Regions from separate parts of the Homo sapiens genome. Here region 1 is linked to region 2. A link is a loop called in an ENCODE intact Hi-C map of the cell type or tissue named here. Cell type or tissue: HCT116. All regions are shown on one strand. Links, peaks and the distances in the headings refer to the core of each region. The heading gives the core; the rest is flanking DNA.

Region 1 (4,848 bases), core at 42-2,541, 260 kb after region 2:
AGTCTTGGAAACAGAGCCAGTTGGGGGTTGGGAGGGCGGTGGGGGGAAAAGCAAGATAGATCAGATTGTTACTGTGTCTGTGTAGAAAGAAGTAGACATAGGAGACTCCATTTTGTGCTGTACTAAGAAAAATTCTTCTGCCTTGAGATTCTGTTAATCTATGACGTTACCCCCAACCCCGTGCTCTCTGAAACATGTGCGTGTCAAACTCAGGGTTAAATGGATTAAGGGCGGTGCAAGATGTGCTTTGTTAAACAAATGCTTGAAGGCAGCATGCTCCTTAAGAGTCATCACCACTCCCTCATCTCAAGTACCCAGGGACGCAAACACTGTGGAAGGCCGCAGGGTCCTCTGCCTAGGAAAGCCAGGTATTGTCCAAGGTTTCTCCCCAGTGTTAAGTCTTACACCTGCCCACTCAAGAGGCAGGAGTTAATCCCAGAGGTCTGTGTCCTAATGCATTATGGCAAATGGATGTCACGCATGTCCCTTCATTTGGAAGATTGTCATATGTTCATGTAACAGTTGATACTTATTCACATTTCATATGGGCAGCTTGCCAGACAGGAGAAAGTACTTCCCATGTTAAAAAACGTTTATTGTCTTGTTTTGCTGTCATGGGAGTTCCAGAAAAAATCAAAACTGACAATGGACCAGGATATTGTAGTAAAGCTTTCCAAAGATTCTTAAATCGGTGGAAAATTTCACATACAACAGGAATTCCCTATAATTCCCAAGGACAGGCCATAGTCCTTGGGTGCATGGCTCCAAAGAAAAAGTTCGATTAAAGGAAAGTGGTTTAAGGACAAGGAAATGGCTAGAAAATGGAAAGTCTTGGAAACAGAGCCAGTTGGGGGTTGGGAGGGCGGTGCTGGTGAACAGTTTAGGCCGATTGTCTTTTTTTCTAGTGTTTGCTGGCTTCTGCCCCCTCATTTGGCAGTCACCTGCCACTGTGACCTCCCCAAGACCCCTCTCCAAACTCTATACCTTGATTTCTGGTGTCCCGGAAATAGAGACCAGAAACACTGATGTCCCACTCCAACGATAGAGCAGAAGGAAGGAAGGTTTCCCCTGTGGTTTAGAACGTTCCTAACGAAAATAACTGCAACTCTTGATTGCACCTCCTGAGGGTCGTTGGGACTTTCCCTCTCAGACATTTATTGGTTCATTCATTCGTTCATTTTGCTGTAACTCACAGTGGCCCCCATCCTAAGGTGCACTGCTGGGATTGGTCTATGTGCTGATGATGTTCTCCTTGTCTTCAGAGGTGAGAATGTGCCCTCCCTCCGAGATGCCCTCTTGCCCCTGAGCTCCCCAGCAGGGAACAGGCTGCCTTGTCTTGTGAGTCCAGATCCTGGGAACAACTTTCATTTAGGAATGGAACAGCAGGTCCTGGGAGCATTGGCGCCTGCGCGCCCATCATGCGCGTGTGTGATGCAACATCACCACCTTGTGGCAGCGAGGAGCTATCACAACGTGGACTGAGCAAGTTGCTCCCTGCTTGGGGTTGGGAGCTGGACTGGCCTAGTTCCCTGGGTCTTTTTTTGTTGTTTTTGTTTTTGTTTTTGTTTTTGAGACAGAGTCTCGCTCTGGCCCAGGCTGGAGTGCAGTGGCGCGATCTCGGCTCACTGCAAGCTCCGCCTCCCGGGTTCACGCCATTCTCCTGCCTCAGCCTCCCGAGTAGCTGGGACTACAGGCGCCCGCCACCACGCCGGGCTAAATTTTTTTTTTTTTTTTTTAGTAGAGACGGAGTTTCACCGTGTTAGCCAGGATGGTCTCGATCTCCTGACCTCGTGATCCGCCTCGTGATCCTCCTGATCCTCGAAGCCGCCCGCCTCGGCCTCCCAAAGTGCTGGGATTACAGGCGGGAGCCACCGCGCCTGGCCGTTCCCTGGGTCTTTTGAGTGGTGTGAGTTGAATGGTGGTAGATTCTAGGACAGTTCAGTAGGAGCCCGTCCTCAAAAGGAAAATAACAGAACTTCCTGCTAATCTGGTATTGGGGCTGAGCAATTACTGCACACTGATGAGATTGACCATAATTGCATCCTGAGTTTGAAGAGGAGGTCACGCTACTAAGACGAGATAAAATCAGCTCCAACGACAAACATCATCTCTGGGGGTTTCCAGATTCTCAATTTTCATTTAATCCCCAGCCTTAGTGGAAAGCAAGAGTCGGAGTCGGCATTCTGGGCAGGGAGGCAGGTGAGGCAGGTACACATCTCCTCTTCTCCCCAACGCCCCATGTTTCTATTTCTGAATAAAATGAACCATCATGGTGCTAAGGTAAAGCTAAACTAGCTGAGCCACCTCCTGAAGAGGACATTGCTTTTTTTTATTTGATGAGATTTCTTTCCCTTCTGTTACCAGCATCTCCATCCCTTTGGGAAACTGACTCTTAATAACAGAGTTTTTTGTACTTTTAAACTTTGTTTTTGTGTAGTCAAATATGTACAACATAAGATATGCTGTTTTATCCATTTTTAAGTGGACAGTTCAGAAGCATTAATTACATCGACTATGTTGTGCAACCTTTCCTGCTATTTATTTCCAAAACATTTTTCAACAGAACAAATAAAAACACGGTACTCATTGTAAAATAACTTCCCATTCCCCCCTCCTTTCATTACCGGTAGCCTCTAATCTACTTTCTGTCTCTATGATTTGTCTGTCCCATGTACTTCGTATAAGTGGAATCCTACAAAATGGGCCTTTACAGTCAGCTTATTTCCCTTGAAAACCTTGTTGGCAAGTTTCATCAATGTTGTAATATGAGTCAGAATTTCACTTCTTTGTGGCCGAATATTAAAAATGCACGGGTCGTTTGAGATTTGTGAATAATGCACCAATGATTCTTGGCATATATGTATCTGTGTGACTCCCTGCGCTTAATACTGTGGGTATCTACCGAGGAATGGAATTGTTATAACAATTCTATCGTCATCCTATGTTTAGCTTTTTGAGGAATAGCCAAAATGTATTTCGCAGTGTCTGTGCAATTTTACATTCCCACCAACAATGTATGAGGGTTCCAATTTCTCCATATTTTCACCAGCATTTATTATGTTGCTTTTTTTCCCCTAAATTATAGCCATCCTAGCAGATGTGATGTGGTATTTCATTGGGTTTTTGATTTGCATTTCCCTAATGACTAATGACTTGAATCGTCTTTTCATGCATTTACTGGCCATTTGTATACCTTCCTTGGAGAAATGTCTATCCAAGTCCTTTGCTTATACTTTAATTGGATTGTTTGCCTATTCATTGTTGAGTTGTAGAAGTTCTTTATATTCTGAATTTATCAGCTATATGATTTGCAAAAATGTTCCTTCACTCTGTAGGTTGTCTTTCTTGATAATATCCTTTGATACACAAAATTTCAGATTTTAATGAAGATTACTCCCAGTGGATTTTGTTTCTTTTTGTTTTTTCATTGTTGTTTTGCAAGAGATTTTGCTATCATATCTAAGAGCCTATTACCAAACCCAAAATTATGAAGATTTGCTTCTATGTTTTCTCCTAAGAATTTTATGATTTTAGTTTTTATATTTAGTTCATTGCTTGTGAGGGTTTTTTTAATACGGTGTGAAGCAGGGTCTAACTTTACTCTTGCATGTGGAAATACAGTCCTTCCATATCATCTGTTGAAGACTATTCTTCCCTGAATTGAATACTGCTTGGCACCCTTGGCCATAGACATATGAGTTTATTGAGGATCCCTTGTACATGTCTTGCTGCTTTTATGATTTTCTCTTTGTCTTATACAGACATCCCTCATTTCATTGCATTTTGCTTTAGCGCAATTCAAAGATATTGTGTTTTTCACATATTGAAGGTCTGTGGCAACTGTGTCAAGCAGGATTTTGGGACCATTTTTCCAACAGCATGTGCTCATTTCTTGTCTCTGTGTTACGTTTTGGTAATTCTCACAATATTTCAGACATTGTCATTATTATTACATCTGTTACAGTGATCCGGGATGTTACTACTATAATTGTTTTGGGGTGCCACAAACTAAACCCATATACGTTGACAAACTTAATGGATAAATGTTGTGTGTGTTCTGACTGCTCCAGTGAGCAGTCATTTCCCATCTCTCTCCCTCTCCCAAATTCTTTGAGACAACACAACAATATTTAAATTAGGGTAGTGAAGAACCAACCCTATAATGACCTTTAAATCTTCAAATAAAAGGAAGAGTTGCATGCCTGTCACTTTAAATCAAAAGTGAAAGACGATTAAAGTTAGGAAGACATGTCAAAAGCCAAGATAAGCCATAAGCAAGACCTCTTGCACCAAACAAGCTGCCAAGTTGTGAATGAAAGAAAAAGTTATTGAAGGAAATTAAAAGTGCTGCTTTAGTGAACACATGAATGATAAGTAAAACAGCCTTATTGCTGACATGGGGAAAATTTAAGTGGTCTGTATAGATCAAACCAGCCACAGAACTCCCTTCAGCCAAAGCCGAATCCAGAGCAAGGCCCCAACTCTCTTCAATCCTATGCAGGATGAGAGAAGTGAGGAAATTGCAGAAGAAAAGTTGGAAGCTAGCAGAGGTTGGTTCTTGGTTCATGAGGTTTAAGGGAAGAAGGCATCTCTGTAACATAAAAGTGCAATGTGAAGCAGGAAGTGCTGATGGAGAAGCTGCACCAAGTTATCCAGAAGATCTAGCTAAGATCATTGATGAAGGTGGCTACACTAAACAGATTTTCAATGTAGATAAAACAGCCTTCTATTGGAAGAAGATGCCACCTAGGACTTCCATAGCTAGAGAGGAAAAGTCAATGCCTGGCTTCAAAGCTTCAAAGGATAGGCTGACTCTGTTGTTAGGGGCTAATGCAGTTGGTGACTTTA
Region 2 (8,162 bases), core at 2,204-4,703:
GCCCCTCTGGTTCAGAGATCTTCCCCTGGCCTGGAGTAGGAGAGGGTGTCTGGAGACCCATCTTCCTCTTCCTTACCTGCTGCCACCTCCCAAGCCTCTGAGACGTCTGCCACGTTGATGCCTTGGCATTCCCCACTCGACTTGCCAGGTCAGTTACCATTTGCCCGCCATGTTTCCACCTCCAGCATCATGTTGCCATTATCTCACTTGTTCTCCTCACTTTCAAGGATTGATGGATTTTAAGGATTCCTTTACTGTATTTTTGGTGGAGGCTTAGGAGGAAATAAAATCACATGTGGGTCCAATCCATTATCTTTACTAGTATTTCATTAAGAAATGTATAGCCCAGTTTTTTCTTGATTTTTTTTTTTTTTTTTTTGGAGACGGAGGCTTGTGCTCTTTTGCCCAGGCTGGAGTGCAATGACGCGATCTCGGCTCACTGCAACCTCCACCTCCTGGGTTCAAGCACTTCTCCTGCCTCAGCCTCCTGAGTAGCTGGGACTACAGGCACACACCACCACGCCTGGCTAATTTTTTTGTATTTTAGTAAAGACAAGGTTTTACTGTCTTGCCCAGGCTGGTCTCGAACTCCTGAGCTCAGGCAATCCGCCTGCCTCAGCCTCCCAAAATGCTAGGATTACAGGCATGAGCCACTGTGCCTGGCCAATTTTGATTCTTTAAAAATAACATTTTTACAGGCCAGGCGTGGTGGCTCACACCTGTAATCCCAGCACTTTGGGAGGCCAAGGCAGGTGGATCACGAGGTCAGGAGATCGAGACCATCCTGGCTAACAAGGTGAAACCCCGTCTCTACTAAAAATACAAAAAATTAGCCGGGCGCGGTGGCGGGCGCCTGTAGTCCCAGCTACTCGGGAGGCTAAGGCAGGAGAATGGCGTGAACCCGGGAAGCGGAGCTTGCAGTGAGCCGAGATTGCGCCACTGCAGTCCGCAGTCCAGCCTGGGCGACAGAGCGAGACTCCGTCTCAAAAAAAAAAAAAAAAAAAAAATTTTTGTTGGGGGATGGAGTTACTTCCAAATAAGAAGTGTGCTTGTGATGTAACCGGAGGTGACATTAACTCCTCAACAAGCTTTTCCGTCATGACTCACTCCTGCCAGTTTCCCAAGGGACGGATCCCAGTGGTGGTCAAGGCACAGGTGTGAATTTATGCCAGGACGATATGTGAGCATCGTAACTCAAGCCAACAGATAAGTGATGAGGGCTTTTTGAGATCCATCATCCTATTAGACATGCGGCCCTGAACACAGTGTGTAACGCGGACACGGGGCCTGTGCTGGAGCACGCGGTGCTGGGGAGAGCCTGCAGCACACTTTCTGCTGTATCCAGCAGCGGGGCACTGAGCAGCCAACTTTCTGTAACTGTAAAATCAAGCTTGAAAGTTTGCAAATGCTTGTTTTTTGGTTTCAAAGAATCTTATTTTGTGAAAGCAGATTTTTAAAGTTTTTAAAGCAGATATTCACTGCCTGAATGAATACCTCTCACATACCACAGTGAGCATGACTGAAAGTTTACACCATTAGCTAAACCCTGGGAAAAACTAATGCAGTGAGTCAGAGTTTCTGGTGAGGGAGGCACATCTCTTGCCTGTTTACAGTAGTATTCAACAATTGGGGGCAGCCCTTCCATATGATGCCATTTAAATACCACAAGTTATGGGCCAGGTGCGGTGGCACACACCTGTAATCCCAGCACTTTGGGAGGCTGAGGCGGGCAGGTCACTTGAGATCAGGAGTTTGAGACCAGCCTGGGCAACATGGTGAAACGTCGTTTCTATTAAGTATATAAAAATTGGCTGGGTGTGGTGGCGCACACCTGTAATCTCAGCTACTCAGGAGCCTGAGGCAGGAGAATCGCTTGAACCTGGGAGGTGGAGGTTGCAGTGAGCCGAGATCGCGCCACTGCACTCCAGGCTAGGTGACAGAGTGAGACTCCATCTTAAAAAATAATAATAAATAAGTAAATAAATAAATATCACAAGTTATGTACTGATTCTGAAAAAGCAACATAACCACCAAACACAATTTATTCCTTATGTTCCAAGTGTATTTGGTAGTTTTGTTCACCCTCATAACAGCCAAACCTGAGTTTAAGAACAGTAAGAATAGTGACTTGCAGAGATTTGTTCCAATTGTTACAACAAGAATGGATGTTAACTCATCTTTTCCAGATACAAGTCATCAAACCTGGACAATGTTATCAATTAATTCCAAATGAGAGAACCGGCCTTTTGATACTGATGTTATATTAGAAAGGATGATTTTCCTATACTTTCATATAAATGCCATGGATCTCTTACTTTTTGATGAATTAACCTTTGTGTAGCGACTACAGTTTGAAAGCACTACTACACATTCATAGATGCAGTTCCAGGCAGTTTGAGCCCACAAAGGCATTTATAACTTAAGCAGAAACCAAACAGAAGTAAATATTTTTAATAGAGTTAACAAATCTTCATAAAAACCAATCATTTAAAACTAAATGTTTTGAAGCTCTAAAGCCAGTCAGGCTCCGGGGAGGATGCAGATGATCCCCTCAGGCCACTGAGAAACTTTTAATCAGGGATCACAAGTATTAGAGAGGTATAGGGGAGGTTCAGGGGACCAACACAAGGTGAGAAGCAATTCCCTGGCAAGGCCTGAGAGGCAAGGGGTGGGAGCAGGCAGGGAGCCCTGGGAGAGCAGGAGGTGGCCGGCAGCCTTCAGACAGGAACTGCGGCCCTGAGTGGAGGCAAAGAACTCAGCAGCTGCTGCACCTCTTGAGTAGGGAACCTGGGGGTAGGAGAAGGAAATGCATGGTCTGAATCCTCTCTCTCTTGCCCTCATCTCCTGCCAGTCCCTCCCACTAGCAGGACCAACCAGAAGTTTCCCTGGTTAAAAAGCCAGGCGAGAAGGGTGGAGAATACCCAGTGTGCACAGATCTCTGAAATGAGAACTACTACTGCTCTATTTTAGGAGAAACAAAATTCTTTCTGTGTGATTGTATACCTTGAGAGCCAAGAAGAAGAGTCCGAACAGCTAACAGTCCAGTAAAGTGGCCACATGGAAACAACCCATGAAAATCCATAGCTTCCGGGCCACTACTGTAATCAGAAAAGACACCAAGAAGAATATTCCATTCTCAGTAGCAACCTGGAAAGAAACTGAATTGTAACTGAGGAGTAGGACTTACATGAAGAAAACTACCACACTATACCCTACTATTGAAACACAAGAAAATGCGAACGAAAGTAGAGAGAAGCCGTTTTCCTCAAAGACGTCATCTCAAATTTATTTTTACATTCCCATCATGCTTGGCATGTAGAATGTGATCAGTACATATTTGTTGAATGACAAAATGAGGGGATAAATAAACTTTCCCTAAGATGTGTATGTAGACGTTTGAAAATAGAAGTCTGTCGCTGATGTTTCTGTCCACCAGGAGTCAGGCTTCAGCCAGGAAAGAGTGAGCCAGTGTCTGAGCTGTCTCTCACCAGGCCTTCCACCAGCTCCAGGTCACCAGGTTCAGGCCAAGACTGAGTTTCAGTATTTGTCGTTAACCTGGTAGATAAATAAACAGTTTTAAAGTAGAGCTTATGTATTTGTCTGATTGCAAAAGTAATACATGATCATTGCACATAGGTACAGGAGCAGATGCAAAAAAAAAAAAAAGCAGATAAAAGATAGTAAAAATCAACTTTAACATTTAATATTTTTTCTCAGTGATAACCACTGTAAACATTTTAGTGTATGTCCTTTGGGAATTTTTTCCAATGAGTGTGTGTGTGTGTGTGTGTGTGTGTGTGTGTATGTATGACTACACCATCTGTTTATAGCTTGCTGTTTCTCACCCCCTCACATGATTTCTTACATGCAGAATTAGTCTCTTAGCGTATGACTTTTCATGGTTGAGTTGGAGCCACCACCAGGGAGCTGCACCCTTCCGGTGGTGCACCCCACCAGCCGTGCCATCCACAGAGGGTAGGACACACCAGACACCTAGTAGCTGGATTTATTTATTATATTTTATTTTATTTTTGAGATGGAGTCTCACTCTGTCGCCCAGGCTAGAGTGCAGTGGTGCAATCTCGGCTCACTGCAACCTCTGCCTCCCAGATTCAAGCAGTTCTCCTGCCTCAGCCTCCCGAGTAGCTGGAATTACAGGCACCTGCCACCATGCCCAGCTCATTTTTGTATTTTTAGTAGAGACAGGGTTTCACCATGTTGGTCAGGCTGGTCTCGAACTCCTGACCTCAGGTGATTCACCCACCTCAGCCTCCCAAAGTGCTGGGATTACAGGCATGAGCCACCGTGCCCGGCCTAGAACTGGATTTAATAAGAGAAACAGAGAGCCTCACACCACTCTCCCCTCCTTCAGCACCCTGCCTCCAGGGTTCTTTCGGCTCGCTAGCCAACCACACTTGGTGAGGTGCGTGGGTCCAGGAGTCTGTCTGCTCGGGTTCAAATCCTATCTGAGCCACCTCACCCCGTGACCTTGGTCAAGGTTATTTTCTTTTCCCTCATCTTTAAAATGGGTATCAAAATATTACTTAATCACAATGGAGATTACATGATTCAAATCTGGCATTGCTCAAAGTCATGTCCGGCACACAGTCCATACATGCTGGGTATTGCCATGACTCATTCTCCCCACCCCAGTTCAAGCATCGCTTTCCTCTCAAAGCCTGCGCTGAGCCCTCAGGCTAAGCTTCCCAGCCCAGCGCTGTGCAGCCCCAGGTGCTATTGCTCACCTGGGCTCTGAGCCATTGTGGTGTTCCAGGGCCTTAGGTGGTTATGGACCGGGCACTGCTCTCTCCCTCTGGGCTCTCCCTGGACGCCAGCCTGCATCTCTTTCATTTTCTTCGCTCAGGGGACAGGCTGAACTTGGGGACTGCGGAGGCCTGCAGTCTTCCAAGCACACTTGCTGCTTCATTTTGGCTGGCAGCAGTAATTGCAAACATGTATTCCCTGCCTGCCATATGCTGGGCACCATGCAAAATGTTTTCCATATGTGATCTCAATTTCCAAAAAGACTATATAAGCCGGTGCTGTTAGTACGTCTATTTTACATGGAGAAAAGGCGCACACAACTTAAGATGGCAAAGTGACTTCCTGAGAGTCAGCAGGATGGAAACCCCCAGAGCCGGCCCTGCCCGGCCACCTTGCCAGTGGCTCCAGGTTCTTACATGCATCAGAATCACCTGGAGGACTCGCTAAAAATCCCAGAATTTCTAATTCAGTCCATCTTCAATGGGGCCTAAGAATTTGTGTTTCCAACTATAAGTTCTCAGGTGGTGCTAACGGGGCTGGTCCACACGGACCACACTTTGAGAACAACTTCACCGTGCTATGTGACCTGCCATCAATAGCCTAGAAATAAGTTTTTGGTGGCAAACAGGCTCTTTTCAGACTCATCTCCTGCCTCTCTACCTGTAGCTGTCATTTATCTTTTCTTCCTTGCTCTAAACACATTCAGTGACTTATGAGGCCTTAAGGAGGTCCTGAGTCTCCATGCCACCTGGGCTTGCCTCCTTTGTCCCCCTCCCCTGTCATTCCTTCTGACACCAGCTGCTGCTTCTCTCCAGGTGTTTGTCATCCACACTTGAAATTGCTGCATGGGTGGGGAACATGGCTGCTGTGTGGCTGTGTGGGCAGGGCAAGGCCCAGGGGGCCTGGCTGAGGGCCGACAGTGAGCAGGCAGAAATCCAGAGGAGAGGATGTCTTTTTCTGTCTCACAAAGGCACACGTGGGCTAGCTGGGCTCTGAGGAAAGAGAGAGGCTTTTGAGCAAGTCCGTTTATGCTTCTTGCCTATTTTGCTTTAGCTTGTGGCTTCCGGTGAAAACACGCCTTCTTACTCATTTGGCTCCTTACTGAGGAATAAAATATACGAATTCCACTCCGTAGCCTGCAAATTCTCTACCTGTCTCATCGCCTCCTCACTGTTGCAGGTAGTTGAGACAAGTACAGTGGAACAGAAAGTCTGTTGGGCCAAGAATAGACTTTCTGGTATGAGATTCCCCAAGTGTGGGGAATGGTGAATGTCAGAAGCTTGAGTAGCAAGTGCACACATGGGGCGGGTCTCTTGTCACTTGTACTGGTTGTGCTCTAGTCACAGTAGGCTCTGAGGAAGCCAGGGTCCATGTGGCCATCTGCTTGAGCAACCTGCAAAGTCCTGGGTGTGGTATTTCTTTACTCTGCATGAAGTTACTCAACTGCCATCTGTATGACTAGCCAACTTTGAAGCAGAAACTATCTGAATTAGAATTCCATATTTCTTCCATTCTCTAATTTTTTTGAAATTCTGCCCCCATGATCTATAAAAAAAATGTGAAGTCTTCACCTAACCATCCACTTCATTAAGTCTCTCCTTCCTCTGCTCACATCACACTGCATAGGTTCTGTCTTTTTGGCTGTGGGTTATAAGCCTTCTGAGGGCAAGCATAGTCATAGTCATGTTCATTCCACAATGTTTGGCTCCTAGTAGCTTTTCAGCAAGTAATTGCTTAACTGACTTTCCCCGCTACAGAAGACGATGCTTTTCAAGAATAGACAATTCCATGTCACAGATAGTGTAGGTGTGAACGTCCCCAGGCTCAGGGCAGTGGATTAGTCATGAGCCGAGATCATTTTTCATGCTCTGGTTTGCACAGTGGAATGACTGGAGTAGCTTAGGATGTGGTATGAATTTCCTACTAGTGCACTAAAAACAGGATTCACATCCCTTCTGCCTTATGATTGTTTATGCAATAACCTCATTGCAAATGTCGTGTTGCTGTACCTTCCCATGATGTTTTAATGAAGTAGAATTTTAAAATATAATTAACGTGCTTAAGGTCATAAATCATAAAACAGATTTGGACAACTTCTGGATCATAGTATTTCAGCCTCTCTAAGCCTCAGTTTCCTTATCTCTTAAAGGAGGATAGATTACAATAATCTCTACAAACTCATGCAGTTTAAAAATACATTGTTGTTGCTGAGGCGGGTGGATCGTGAGGTCAGGAGTTCGAGACCAACCTGACCAACATGGTGAAACCCTGTCTCTACTAAAAATACGAAAATTAGCCAGCCATGGTGGCGTGCACCTGTAATCCCAGCTACTCAGGAGGTTGAGGCAGGAGAATTGCTTGAACCTGGGAGGCGGAGCTTGCAGTGAGCCAAGATTGTGCCATTGCACCCCAGCCTGGGCGACAGAGTGAGACTCCATCTCAAAAAAGTAAGTAAATAAATAAATAAATAAATAAATAAACCAACAACAACAAAACATAGTTGTTATCTGTATCATAAGAACTACTTAAAGGAAAATCTCCATTTTGCTAATGAGTCATTAAATACATATTTTACATCCTTCCAACAAGCTTCCATGTTGAGAAAACTGGCTTTTGAGACAAGGCCATTGTTCAATCTCTGGTAAGTCACTTCACTCATTCAGGCCTCGATTTTCTCAGCTTGGAAGTGGGTATAACAATGACTTCTAGGTTCACTTTTATTTTTTGGCAGGGCCACTTTTACACTGGAAGTTTCTTATGAAAATCAAGTAAGATATGCAGATAAAAATATACTATCAACTGTCAAGTGCTATTTAAATTAAGGCACGATTATTTTGACTGTTTACATGGGAAAGCATTAAGAAATATTAGCGGTTTTCAGAAGCCAGATGCTATGGAAGTCAGAATTGTTTCATTAGCTCACATGATATTCAAATGGGCATGGAATGAACTCCAGTGGGAAAGTGAGCAGTGTGCCCTGTGCCTTCCTCTCCCCCTGTCTCCTTTTCTTCCTCTTTGGAGAAACCTTGGCTCCTTCCTCCTTGGGAGAGAGCAGACCTGGATGGCCACAGATTTTGATGGACGTGCTGCCTTTTGTAAGCAGGAGTTGTCTTGGCCCCTTTGGTAGATTTAGAAGGGTCTGTTACTGCCTGTCTTCCCACTCCATCTGCCCATTCCAGTAACCAGAAACAGGCTTGATTGAGAAGCTAAATTTAGAGAACTCAGGATCATCAAAGAATACTGCTGAACCCGGTGATGGTGCGGAAATCGTGAAATAGCAGAGGAGAGGAGCCCTCAGGACAGTTCATACCAGAAACCTCTTTTCTAGTTTCCTCTGACCTGTGGGTTGTCACCGTGACACAGAACTGGAAAGAGAACAGACGGGGTGTCACAACAGC

Evidence for each region. Peaks named below come from ENCODE experiments on the same cell type or tissue, not always from the same donor. Only the 100,000 strongest peaks of a DNase experiment are listed, where the experiment ranks them.
Region 1: a loop joins it to region 2, with 5 times the contacts of the local background. A loop is called at or near these places in 17 of 110 quality-filtered maps.

What each region holds. Positions count from the first base shown.
Region 1 is chr6:3,054,761-3,059,608 of GRCh38, forward strand. It overlaps LOC124901242 (a long non-coding RNA gene), which reads left to right and starts at 328. Exons shown (of 2, transcript XR_007059409.1): 1 at 328-1,264; 2 at 1,739-2,597. RefSeq lists an enhancer at 1-567. In HCT116, for the core only: a CTCF peak has its summit at 1,434 (motif pointing left); no DNase peak of the experiment used is centred there.
Region 2 is chr6:2,787,932-2,796,093 of GRCh38, forward strand. LOC124901241 (a long non-coding RNA gene) reads right to left here. Exons shown (of 3, transcript XR_007059408.1): 3 at 3,260-3,555. Among named protein-coding and RNA genes, the nearest start is that of WRNIP1, 27 kb to the left of the region's middle. RefSeq lists an enhancer at 3,304-3,598 and a silencer at 3,304-3,598. In HCT116, for the core only: a CTCF peak has its summit at 3,424 (motif pointing right); DNase peaks (open chromatin) are centred at 3,450 and 4,651; H3K27ac peaks cover 736 bases.